Regions from separate parts of the Homo sapiens genome. Here region 2 is linked to region 1. Evidence: chromatin contacts called from ENCODE Hi-C or POLR2A ChIA-PET data. All regions are on one chromosome and are shown on one strand. Each heading gives the region's core, a stretch centred on a gene start or an enhancer-like site at or near the end of the contact. The rest is flanking DNA. Distances are from core to core; before and after follow the strand shown. Region 1 has its middle 29 kb from the start of TLR3. Region 2 holds the start of CFAP96 (cilia and flagella associated protein 96).

Region 1 (6,694 bases), core at 2,385-4,884:
AATTCTGTGTGCATGTGTATGTTCATGTATGTGTATTTCACAGGTGGGCGGTACCATCATGGTACGAATTCTGTGTGCATGTGTATGTTCATATATGTGTATTTCACAGGTGGGCGGTACCATCATGGTACGAATTCTGTGTGCATGTGTATTTTCATATATGTGTATTTCACAGGTGGGCGGTACCATCATGGTACGAATTCTGTGTGCATGTGTATGTTCATATATGTGTATTTCACAGGTGGGGGGTACCGTCATGGTATGAATTCTGTGTGCATGTGTATGTTCATATATGTGTATTTCACAGCTGGGAGGTACCATCATGGTACGAATTCTGTGTGCATGTGTATGTTCATATATGTATATTTCACAGGTGGGAGGTACCATCATGGTATCAATTCTGTGTGTATGTGTGTGTTCATATATGTGTATTTCACAGCTGGGAGGTACCATCATGGATCTGCGCAAGTGTTTATGGTTGTCAGTGAAACCTTGAAATAATAAACTGCTTCTCAGAATAAATGAGGTGATAAACTTCACGATTCCTTTTTAAAAATCTCACCTCTATTTTAAACTTCGAGTTTGGTCCTTCAAATTCTATTAATGACATTCTAAGTTACATATCCAATTACAAAGAAATTGACTTTCTTTCAGAACATTCACTGAGATTCTTTATATTCACCATTTTCCAACAGTTCAACCATATAGAAGAGCTGAAAAAATTGTACAGGGAACACCCACATACCATTCCTTAGCTTCCACAATTAACGTTTATCGCTTCTCGGCCGTTTGGCTAAGATTAAGTGCACAATTAACGTTTTACTGTATTTGCTTTACCACATAATCATCCATCTATCCATCCCTCTCTTAATCCGTCTTGTTGTTTGATGCATTTGAAAGTAAATTTCAGACATCTATATACTTCACTCCTAGTCTTCCCAAGGCACATCGTTAAGTAGAGTTGGATATTTGTTTAAAGTGTTTTTTAGATAATATTTACATGCAATGAAAATGCATAAATCTTAAGTTTTCACTTGATCAATGTGGATAAATGAACACATCATTAAAATATAGAACGCAGCCTGGGCAACATGGCAAAACCCTGTCTCTACAAAAAAATGCAAAAATTAGCTGGGTGTGGTTGTGCATGCTTGTGGTCCTAGCTACTTGGGAGACTGAGGCAGAAGGATCACTTGACCCAGGAGGTTGAGGCTGCAGTGAACTGTGACCACACCACTGCATTCCAGCATGGACAACAGAGTGAGACCCTGTCTCCAAAAAAAAAAAAAAAAAGAAGAGATAGAAACGTTATTGCTTTGGTCCAGGAAGTTCTCTAGCTCATTCCCTGCCAGTATTCCCCAGACACCTTCTCCCAGAAGCATCTGCTGTTCTGATATCTTTTTTACCACAGGTAAGTTTTTGCCTATTTCTGGAATTTCCAATAGATAGAATAATATATTACGTGGCTTCTTTCACTCAGTATAATGGTATTTGTTTGTTTGTTTGTTTGTTTTTTCTTAGACAGAGTCTCCCCCTGTCACCCAGGCTGGAGTGCAGTGGTGTGATCTCAGCTCACTGCAACCTCTGCCTCCTGGGTTCAAGCAATTCTCCTGCCTCAGCCTCCCAAGTAGCTGGGATTATAGGCACCTGCCACCACACCCAGCTAACTTTTATATTTTCAGTAGAGACGGGGTTTCACCATGCTGGCCAAGCTGGTCTCAAACTCCTGACCTCAGGCGATCTACCCACCTTGGCCTCCCAAAGTTCTGGGATTGCAGGTGTGAGCCACCGCGCCTGGCTCCACTCAGCATAATGTTTTTGAGAGTCGTTCATGCTACCGTTTGTATCAGCAGTTTATTTCTTTCTATTGCTGTGTAGTATTCCCCTGTATAATTCTATAGTTATCCACTCTCCTGTCAGTGATCACCTGTCTTATTTCTAGGTTTCGTGTATTATAAGGAAAGTTGTTGTTGTGAACATTCCTGGGAAAGTCTTTTTGTAACAAAGGTTTTCATTTTCTTAGGTAAACACCTAGGACTGGAATTGCTGGTAGGAACGTCTTTAGTTGTATAAGAGAATGCCAGGCCTTTTGCTAAGTAATCATGCCCTTTCTTACTCCCGTCAAAAATGTAGGCGCCTTCCAATCACTCTACATCTTTGCCCATACTTGTTATTGTCGGTCTTTAGAGTTTAGCCATTCTGGTCGATTGTGATTTAATGTACATTTCCTTGATGACTAATATTGAACATGTTTCCATGTGATCATTGGTATGTCTTTCTTTGTGAAATATCTTCAAATACTTTCCTCCTTTTAAAAATTGGGTTACTTCTCTTTTTTCTCTCTGGCTGGCTTACGTGGTGTCTGCAGCTTGTGCTCTGCCCTGAGAGGGACTCGGTGTCTCTGGACTCTCGCACAGCCACCCTGTCAGGGGCACTTCAAGAAGCCATCTTGGGCCAGGCGCGGTGGCTCACACCTGTAATCCCAGCACTTTGGGAGGCCGAGGTGGGCAGATCATGAGGTTAAGAGATTGAGACCATCCTGGGCAACATGGTGAAACCCCGTCTCTACTAAAAAAAATACAAAAATTAGGCTGAGTGTGGTGGCTCACGCTTGTAATCCCAGCACTTTGGGAGACTGAGGCGGGTGGATCACGAGGTCAGGAGTTCAAGATCATCCTGGCCAACATGGTGAAACCCCGTCTCTACTAAAAATACAAAAATTAGCTTGGCGTGGTGGTGGGCACCTGTAGTCCCAGCTACTCAGGAGGCTGAAGCAGGAAAATCGCTTGAATCCGGGAGGCAGAGGTTGCAGTGAGACGAGATTGCGCCACAGCACTCCAGCCTGGAGACAGAGCGAGACTTCGTCTCAAACAAACAAACAAACAAACATAAAAACCGAAACCTTCTTGACTTCAGCTGGTGCAGTGAAACACCAGTATGCCAATAAGAACGCTCCCGGGAAGCTGGCCACTGCACTGCCTCTCCTGTTGCACTTTCAGCTTTTGGACGTGCAAATTATATCCACCGACATCCCCCAACTTCCCCCATATAAGCTCTGGAGTATTAAGGACATAAACTTTTGTTTTTGTGCTGACTTGAATTTACTAATTTATTAGTAAATTCATAATAAATTCAGCTATAAATTCCAAAAGAAGTAGATTAACATAATTAACATTTCCCTGCATTAGAGTTCTGGTAGCAAGCTTAACTACTGTGGCAATAAAACACACGTTAGCCCTAAATCAAACTATCCTGGGATACTTTGGAGAGCTGAAAAATGCCACACTGGCCACCTCCTTCATGCCTATTTAGTGTAAAAGCGTGTTTGTTTTTGTCTCAAACTGAAGAGTTGGACAACCCGGAACATGATCAATGGCTCGGCGTTTGCACAGAACAGCATCCTCCTCAGCCGGGAGCACTTCAGCCGCTTGAGTTTAAAGAGTGCTTGTGGAAAAGCCAAATACAACTAGAGAGAACATTTTCCCCAACGTCTGGTTTATGTTTTGGGAAGCTCTTGACAGGTACTAGCAGGAACAAGCTTCTTAAGAACCAGCTCAGTAGCTAAGGAAGGAGAGGGCTCGGCACCTCTCACGTTGGTGCTGAGGCTGCGGTTCGGCTGCTGCTTAACCAAGTCAGGGAGCCGAGGTTTCTGCAGGAAAGACTCATCGGCAGGGACCTGCTTCTCACGCGGTCCGTGTGCCAGCGGTGCTTGGTCCTTAGATGGAGGTCTCTGCGTCCTGGAATCTGGAAATGCTGCATGAAGTCACACTTTTCTTCCTTTGCCTCAGGATTCCAGTGTGTTCCGAGTTTTAAATGACCATTTCAGCCAGGTTGTACTTTTTGCAGCATTAAATGGTTACCTCTGGATAGATCACGCTCTTCTAATGAAAATGTCAGGAAATAGATTCAAGGTTACAAACCAAAAGAGGGCCTGCAGCTTTTAGGTTTACAGTTGGTCAAGAATTTAAAGCATTTCTGACAGAAAGAGGCAGCATTACACAGCAATGAAAAGCAGCGTTTTGTAATCAGAAAGATCGAGCTTCACACCATAGTTCTGCCTCTTGGTGACTATCTGTGACCTTGAGCAAGGTTATTCAGCTCCTTAAGCCCCAGGTTTCATATCTGAATAATGGTCGTGTCTACCTTAGGGGACTATTGTGAGGATTAAATGGAATAATGTGCGTCTACTTCTAGCATATAGTAAATACAGAGTGATCGTTATAATTAGTAACTTTCAGTGATAATTTTACTTTCCTATTTAATACATTTGATCAATATGCTTCTTATAATCAAATAGCCCTATGACAGTGTATTTTACTTAATGATTCATTTATTTTCACCAGATATAATTCCATGATTTAATATCCTTCCTTCTCTCTCTCCTTTCCTTCCTTCCTCTAGTTGTACATCAGCTTCTAAGTCCATAATGTAATTGTCAATGATCTCATGTTGCTGTTAAAGTTAACCTCTAGAAGGTTACATTCTCAGCCATGTTAGTTCTCATTGTACTAAGAGTAAAGTTTTTTGTTTTTATTTTTGAAATAGGGTCTTGCTCTGTTGCCCAGCCTGGAGTGCAATGGCGTGAGCATGGCTCGCTGCAGCCTTGACCTCCTGGGCTCAAACGATGCTCCTGGCTCAGTCTCCCTGAGTAGATGGGATGCACAACCATGCCTGGCTAATTATTTTTATTTTTTATTTTTATAGAGATAGGGTCTTACTATGCATAGGGTGGTCTTGAATTCCTGGGCTCAAGGGATCCTCCCATCTCAGCCTTTCAAAGGTCTGGGATCACAGGTATGAGCCACTGCACCCTGCTAGAGTTCTCTTCTATACCTGAACTTCCAGATGATAATAGGATCATAATTGCTGCCTTGCCCTAGATTTAGGGATTATCTTACTAACTATCGAGAAGATTCATTTGGTGCTAGGAATGCATAATCTTCTGCTTTGAAACACTTCTCACGGTTATGTAACAGGAGAGGCTAATCTTGCTATTTCTGGTTATGTAAGGCTGCCTGCAGCTCCTCTGGGCTGAGACGTCAAGAAGTGTGTCATTTCAAGACACAACACTAGATGGCGCAAAGATATCACCTTTTCCCATTTAAGTCCCGAAATTCGAAATTACTGGCAAAGCACAATTTCATTTCATAATTAGGTGATTAAATAAGCTAATTACAGATGCAAAGAATTAGACACTTGAGTGTTCCCTTTGCTCCTTCCCTTCCTCCTCGCTGTCCTCTCATTTTCCTCGCTTGTTCCTTTAGCATGCCTTGAGATTTGGGCTCTCTTGGAGGAGTAGAAAAGTCAGGGCTTTTCCTGCTGCCGAAACAGTGTAGGTAAAGGATCCACAGAGTCGATTTTCCTTCACCTGTGGAAACACTAGGGAATGGCATTGGTGTGTGCCTTCCATCGACTTTTGGGCTGCCTATCTTCCAGGTTATAGAAGGCCTTACTGGGCTTGTGGCCCTCTCTGCCCTGGTCCTTCCCATCCCCTGGCTGGGAAGCTCAGCAGAGTGCCCACAGGTCTGGATTCCAGGTGCTGCTTCCATCTGTGATTCCCGCCTGCCCTGCAGTATTGCTCCCTCTCCTAACAGCTCCATCTCTCCTATCTACATCCTGCCTAGAGGGGCACACCTGTGCATCAGCTCCCTAGTGTGTGCAATCAACAAATTGAGTGAGGTTATCTCCAGAATCACTTTCCCAGTCTAAAGAGCTTATAATTCTTTGAACCAGCTTATCCCTTTGTTCTTTTTGGGGTCCTAATTAGGGAAAAGGAGTCAGGCTGGTGGGACCGAGGGAAAGCAGAAAGAGGAAGCAGATAAGTTATGTAGGCTTGCCTTTCTTCACCAGGACCAGTCCTCCTATGAATATAACTCAATCGTCCTCTACCCACCTTCTCACCAGGCACGGGTAAGTGAGCTCCCTGTAACCCTGGTGTTATCAGTACTGCTCGTAGCCCTCTTCAGCACACAGCAGAAGCACAGTTCTATAAAATCCCCAGCCCTGCAAGACTTTGTTTCCTGGCAGTCAGCTCCTCTTCTGCTGGCCTACCTGTTGCCTTCTTGCAACATATTTTTATACTTTCTTTATTAAACCTGCCTTTCTTTACCTACAACTATCTTGATAAATTCTTACCCCCGTGCCACTGGCCCGGATAGTCACCAGTCACCCATGACATTCTTTTCCCTTCTGTTCCCTGTATGTCATGTCCCACGGCAACCTTCCACACTTTATTCTAAATAAGCACTCATTTGGTCAGTGACTAGGTTAGCAAGTGAATGAATGACCAGCTTCTGTGACCTCATCTGCCTACCTTCAACATTTCCTTTCCTGTCCTCTTCCCCACCCTGCCCCCCAATATGTGCTTTTCTTCATCATTTCACTGTCCTTCCCAGCAACTGAATTTAGAGTCTTCATTCCAGCTCCTCCTGCTCCATTCCTTCCTGCACTCTTTGCTGCTGTTCTCTGCTTGCTTCCCTGCTGTGTCATTTCAGTTGCTAGAGTTTTGTGTTTTGCTTGCCACATCAGTCTCTGGCTTATCTGCATTATATTCCTGCTCACCAAAATAGAATGACTGAGATATTGATTGAAGTGGCAGATTTGGATTCGCCTCAGCTCTGGTGTTAGGTTGTTCTTGGCTTGCTATAAAAAAAATACCTGAGACTGGGTAATTTATAAGAAAAGAGGTTTAATT
Region 2 (6,694 bases), core at 1,172-3,671, 610 kb after region 1:
GAAATGACCACTTCAAACAAAGGTGAAATATTAAACATGCAACTCTTTATTTAGAAATTAATTGTTTTAAGACAGAGTCTCTTTTTTTTTTGTTGTTGTTGTTGTTTTTTTTTTTTTTAGACAGTCCCAGGCTGGAGTGCAGTGGCATGTTCTTGGCTCACTATAACCTCCGCCTCCCAGGTTCAAGCGATTCTCCTGCCTCAGCCACCTGAGTAGCTGGATTACAGACACGCGCCACCATGCCCAGCTGTTTTTGTATTTTTAGTAGAGACAGGGTTTAACTATGTTGGCCAGGCTGGTCTCGAACTCCTGGCCTCAAGTGATCCACCCACCTCGGCCTCCCAAAGCGCTGGGATTACAGGCATGAGCCACCGCGCCCGGCCAGAAATTAATTTCTAATAGTAGACATGTTATTTTTAAAAAGGAAGAGGCCCAAGGAGCTAAGAATACTTACCTCTATCCCATTCTAAAGTTTTTAAAGCACCAATTATGAGCTAAGCACTGGGCATACATAAGTGAAGAAAACAAACATTGGGTTAGTCCTCACAGTTTGTAATCCAAAGTAAGAACCATTTTTTTTTTTTTTTTGAGACAGAGTTTCGCTCTTGTAGCCCAGGATGGAGTGCAATAGCGCGATCTCGGCTCACTGCAACCTCCGCTTCCCAGGTTCAAGCGATTCTTCTGCCTCAGCCTCCCAAGTAGCTGGGATTACAGGCGTCTGCCACCACGCCCAGCTAACTTTGTATTTTTTAGTAGAGACGGGGTTTCACCATGTTGGCCAGGCTGGTCTTGAACTCCTGACCTCAGGTGATCCACCTGCCTCGGCTTCCCAAAGTGCTGGGATTACAGGAGTGGGCCACCGCGCCCGGCTGGTAAGAACCTTTTACCTTAAATTTATTTATTTCTTTGCTTATTAAGATGGAGTCTCGCTCTGTCGCCCAGGCTGGAATGCAGAGGCGCTATCTCAGCTCACTGCAACCTCCGCCTCCTGGGTTCAAGGAATTCTCCTGCCGCAGCCTCCCAGGTAGCTGGGACTACGGGCACCTGCCACCACGCCCGGCTGATTTTTGTATTTTTAGTAGAAACGGGGTTTCACCATGTTGGTCAGGCTGGTCTCAAACTCCTGACCTCAAGTGATTCACCTGCCTCGGCCTCCTAAAGTGCTGGGATTTCAGGCGTGAGCCACCGCGCCCGGCCTTTTACCTTAAATTTAAAGCAAGCTGTTTGAGTGCCTCTCTGCAAGCCTGCCTGAAACTGGCTCACCTGAGCATGAATCATTGCTAATACGTAACACCAAAGGGGCAAGTGAAGATTCATTTTAAACTGAAACATAACTAAATACAACGCCCTTCCCCACATCCTACCTCTTCCATTAATCAGAGATGCTTTAAAACCAAACTTCAGTCAAGATTTAGTACTTTCATTTACCTTATATTTCAAAGCTCCACGGCACAAGGGCAGGAGCTGAGACAGGTTCCTCCCTCTCACGGTATCCCCGCATCTGCGCAGCTCCCGGCACACAAGCGAGCCAGGGAGGAGGGAGGGAAGAAATTCTTGCCTAGAACTTTCCCATCACTTAACTTTTTTCTTATTAATTTTTTTTTTTTTTTGAGACGGAGTCTCTCTCTGTTGCCCAGGCTAGGAGTGCAGTGGAGCTGTCTTGGCTCTCTGCAGCCTCCGCCTCCCGGGTTCAAGCGATTCTCCTGTCTCAGCCTCCCGAGTAGCTGGGACTACAAGCACCCGCCACCATGCCCGGCTATTTTTTTTTTTTTTTTTTTTTTTTTTTTTTTTTTTTGGTATTTTTAGTAGAGACAGGGGTTTCACCATTTTGCCCAGGCTGGCCTCGAACTCGTGAGCGCAGGTGATGCGTCTGCCTTGGCCTCCCAAAGTGCTGGGATTACAGGCGTCAGCCACCGCGCCCGGCCCGCCACTACTTAACTCTTATTGAGCAACATTTACAAAATTATTCATTCACTTATTTAACAGATATTCTGCAATCCCCTTCGGGGCAAGCTTGCTGGTAGAAACTAGAAACAGATTTAAGAAGGCATAGATGCTGCCCGCAAGGAGCTTACAATCTATTAGACAAGAAAATAGAGCATAGCCGAATTATGGCACGTTCCCTTGCAAAAGGTACGGATGGAGCGTCAGGAGAGGTGAAGAAGGGGCAGAAAACTGGAGGAGGTGATGAGGAGTCTGTTTCCCAGAGAGGAAACGGAGGCTGGGAGGTGGCAGGTATCTAAGGGGCAACACCTGGCGTCCGCGAGGACCAAGTCACCTTTCTTGAGGACACCCACTCCGACAGCCGAGATCAGGTTGCCCCAGCTCGTCCAGGTTGCCCCAGCTTGTCCACGTTAACTGCGCTGCGGGAGCGGCGAGGGTTCCCAAGCGCGCGACACGCCTGGGCTGCGCAGCGCCTCTGCACGTTCCACCACAGCTGGCGTTTATTGTGTGATGTGTTGCCCCGGGTACGGGAGAATCCATTCCAAGCACGCTGTGGGAGGATACGAGGAGATTCGAATCCGCATCGAAGAACACACAGAAGGATGTGTGAGCTTCTGTAGGACAGAAAAGACTTAACTAATAGAATTTACCAAACATAAGTCTTCGGCTACCCGCCCCGCCTCGCCGTCCGCGAGGGACTGCGGTGTGGTACGCTCCGTGACGTCATGCCGCCGAGCATGTCGGGAGTTGTAGTTGGTCCGCCCGGGCCCCGCCCCTGGGCCGTGCGGTGACACCACTTCAGGGCCGGCCCCCGGAACTTTTGGGCAGGCGTCAGCGCCCGTGTCACCGCCACGTCGCGGACATGGTGAGTATCTCTGCTCGTCACCGACCCCTGTGTTTTTCCCCGGACTTTGGCAGCCGCCACGAGCGGGCTTCACAGCGCCTGAAAGGAGCTGGTCCTGCCGGGGTCCAAGATGGCAGCTGCGAGCTGCGTGGGCAGGGCGGCTCTCCAGTTCGCCTGTCTCCGCGCTGGGCCGGGGGGAAAGTGCCCTACACAAGTGTGCACCCCGCCTCGGCCACCTTGGACACGCACCCCCTGCTACTTCTCTGTGTGAAAGTATTTTGAGAGACTTCGGCGTTTTTGAAGCCTTGCAAGAAGGGCTTAACCTGGGACAGGCGCAACTTTCTTCGGATATTATATTCCCCTAGTTCCCGTGGTATTTCCCTCCCCTGGTTTCTCTCCTGTCTCATTGCTCAGCAAGGTTCTCCAATCCCTATCCTAAATGGTGGTGCTCTTCAGGGACGCTTTACACCCTATGCGTTCTCCTAAAATTTTATCTCTAAGTTAGACCTTTCTTCTGAGCTCCAGACCCACAAATCTGCTAACCGTGCCTCCACTTGGATAGCTCATATGTATTTCAAGCTCAGCAAGTTCCAAACTGAGCATTTCCACTTCCCCACAGCCCACACCTGCTCTTCCTCCAGGAACCCCCAACTCTGTAGATGGCACCACCATACATCCTGTTGTGCCTGCCCAAAACCTGGAAATCATCCTTGACATCTCCCTCTTCTCAACTCCCCGACATGCAGTCAATAATCAAGTCCTATAGATGCTACTTCTAAATGTCTGTCTGTTGTCACTGTCGCCACTCTTACCATCCTTGGCCTTGAGATCTATCCATCTGGGGTAGTCACCTAAGTGGTCTTTTAAGCAGATCTTCACTCATCGATGGCCCTGCCTGGAATGGGCTATTGCACCTTCACTCACCCTTCAGATCTCAGCCTCAGTATTATTTCTTCAGAGAGTATCTCAGCTAATTCGGAAGTCTAGGAAGACTAGTGCTTTTATGAATGATGTCTTGTGGAATCTTCATAACAACCCTGGGAAGTTGTGTATTTTTCCAGTTTTACAGAAGAGAAACAGACTTAAGTGATAAGTTAAATTGTGTAAAATTGTACAGTAAGTAGCAGAGTTAAAATTTGTTCTTTCCTGTCTAACTTTTATCTTCAGTATCTTTAAATATTTTTTATTTAAATGGGTACATACTAGTTTGTTTGGTAGTATTCTTTATTTAACTGATTTCTTATTAATAGCTATTTAAGTGGTTTCCATTTATTTTTCTGTGATGAACAACGGTAGAATAAATGGACAACATGAAGCTAAATTTGTCCTGAACTTTCTTGATTGTTTCCTTAGAATAAATTCTCAGAAGTAGAATTGGGACAAAGGGTATATGATCTTTCAAAAGATTACAATTTTAGAATAAATAAAAACAGTGACCCTTATAGAAATGTGACAAAGGATTTGTAAAATGAGAAAAACTGTATTGGTACCTATTTAATACTGTTCTGAGGATTGGAGTAAGTATGTATGTTTAGCATAGTGCCTTTTACATGTTTTTGTTTTATTTTATTTTGTTTTTTGGAGACAAGATCTTGCTCTGTTGCTTAGGCTGGAGTGCAGTGGTGTGATCATGGCTCACTGTAGCATTGACCTCCCCGGCCCAAGCAGTCCTCCCACCTTAACCTCCCGAGTAGCTGGACTACAGGTGCAGACCACCACACTCAGCTAATTTTTTTTTTTTTTTTTGGTAGAGATGGGGGTCTTCCTATGTTGCCCAGTCTGGTCTCTAACTCCTGGGCTCAAAGTGATCCTCCTGCCTCTGCCTCCCAAAGTGTTGGGATTACAGGCGTGAGCCACTGCACCCTGCCTGTGTTTTACATTTGAAGAGCTCAGTAAATGTTAGTACTTATTCATTTATTTCAAAATAGGGGTCTTAGTGTGTACTATGGTTCTTCAGCCTGTTTGAGAGATATGTTTTGAGAGTCTCATGAAATTTTTGAAACCTCTTCCCAAAAGAAATCTCCCGCTCTCTTTCTCCCTTCCTGTCTCTTTCTCTCGTGTGTGTGTGTGTGTATATATGTATGTATATATGTATGAATATGTGTATCTGTGTGTGTATATATGTGTACACAAACAATGATACATGTCATTTGTGATATATCATCAACTACCTGAAACAGTATATGGATCCAAGTAAAGAACTGATTAGTTCCATTTTGCAAGTGCTCTTTTCCCTTTATAAGTTGTAAGCATTGTCCTGTGCCTTTTAATTTTCAGCAAAAACATGATTTTTTTATGGCTATATGATATTCCTATTTTTTTTAACCAATCTATTGTTGGCAGTTAGGTTAATATCCATGTACCCGAATCTTTGTGTGTTTTTCAGATTTTTCTTAGACTAAGTCTGAGATTCTAAATGCATATCACTAGATCAAGCCTATGAATATAAACCTTTGATTCTTACTGCCATATTCTCTGAAGGATTCCACCAGTTGATATCCCACCCTCAGTATGAGTTTCCTCTCATTGTCTTGACTCCCTGGTATTATATTAGGTTCAGTGCCTTGTCACATTCTTAAACTAGTTCTTTACTGTTGATGTTTTATTGTCATTGTTAAACCTGTCAAGATTATAATTTGGAAAGATTGTCTTAAAGCAGTAGTTCTCAACCATTCACATTAGAATCACTGGCATGGGGGCATAGGATACTTTTAAATATCCCTGTGCCAGCTGGGCGCGGTGGCTCACGCCTGCAATCCCAGCACTTTGGGAGGCCGAGACAGGCGGATCACTTGAGGCCAGGAGTTCAAGACCAGCCTGGCCAATATTCTGAGATCCCGTCCTTACTAAAAATACAAAAATTAGCCAGGCGTGGTGGTGTATGCCTGTAATCTCAGCTACATGGGAGGCTGAGGCAGGAGAATCTCTTACACCCAGGAGGCGGAGGTTGCAGTGAGCTGAGATTGTGCCACTGCACTCCAGCTGTGTGACAGAGTGAGACCCTGTCTCCAAACAAAAAACCAAAATCCCTGTGCCTAGGCCTTAGACCAGTTAATCAGAATCTCTGGGGGTACAGCCCAGGCCTCAGTATTTCAAGCTCCCCAGGTGATTTCAGTATAGAACAAAGGTTGAGAACCCCTGATTTAAAATTTTGGGGTTGCTTTTGTTTTTGTTTTTTCTATAAAACAAGGAATTAACTCATGAAATAATTTGAAGAATCAAGGTTAATTAATGTCTTAACACTAAACTTAGATTCTAATTTATATGAATATGAGTTTGTTTTGTTTTACAAGGGAGTTTGTCTTTATCTTTATTTGTTCTAGGTGATTTCAGAAAGTATGGATATACTCTTCAGAATAAGAGGAGGCCTTGATTTGGCTTTTCAGCTAGCTACTCCTAATGGTAGGTCTTCTGAAAAATTCTTTTTTATTAGAAAATTGATAGTGAAATATACTGAGATTATTTCCACTTTGCAAATGAAACTGAGAGAGAGATAGGATGAACTAAGATTATATTGTTAGTAAGTACATTAAATGGGACTTACACTTAGACACTGTGTTCCAGCACACCCACCAGCCCATGGCGCACCTCTGTGCAAATTAGAAAAAGATGTTCCCTTTCTTAAGAGACTTTACTCCCCTCTTCATTAATTGTTACAATAAATGTAAATATCCACAATGAGCACGTTGTAAATGTGCGTCGAGAATTGTACATGACAGACTTGCAAGTGTATGTACAATCCTGAGTCTCCAGAACCTACTCTCTTAAATACTACATTATATGGGGATGAGTACAAGAACTCTATGGAAGAAAAATCAACAGGGTTTATATGAAGCAGATTCTAGGATGTCTTCCTGTTGCTGACTTGAACTACAGCCACAAACTGAGATAAAGAACATCAGAGGA

The links. Hi-C counts contacts between places; a loop is a spot of excess contacts on that map. ChIA-PET counts read pairs that join two places held with the same protein, here RNA polymerase II (POLR2A). Pooled maps may share reads with other maps.
Region 2: a loop to region 1 is called in a map of endothelial cell of umbilical vein, with 19 times the contacts of the local background. The contact joins the promoter of CFAP96 here to the enhancer-like site in region 1. A Hi-C loop is called at or near these places in 4 of 168 maps with a recorded cell type or tissue (chondrocyte, endothelial cell of umbilical vein, posterior cingulate gyrus and 1 more), 1 of 37 single-sample maps with no recorded cell type and 14 of 50 pooled maps. POLR2A ChIA-PET finds 5 or more read pairs at or near these places in 2 of 52 experiments (A673 and Panc1).

What each region holds. Positions count from the first base shown.
Region 1 is chr4:186,036,724-186,043,417 of GRCh38, reverse strand. No RefSeq gene overlaps it. Among named protein-coding and RNA genes, the nearest start is that of TLR3, 29 kb to the left of the region's middle. Within about 2 kb of position 3,634, at least 5 of the 41 ENCODE cell types and tissues checked have a DNase peak (open chromatin) inside an H3K27ac peak, as active enhancers do.
Region 2 is chr4:185,421,981-185,428,674 of GRCh38, reverse strand. CFAP96 (cilia and flagella associated protein 96) reads right to left here and starts at 2,421. Exons shown (of 8, transcript NM_001114357.3): 1 at 2,279-2,421. It overlaps UFSP2 (UFM1 specific peptidase 2), which reads left to right and starts at 2,711. Exons shown (of 12, transcript NM_018359.5): 1 at 2,711-2,809; 2 at 6,112-6,190. The coding sequence starts at 2,807. RefSeq lists enhancers at 2,408-2,767, 2,838-2,947.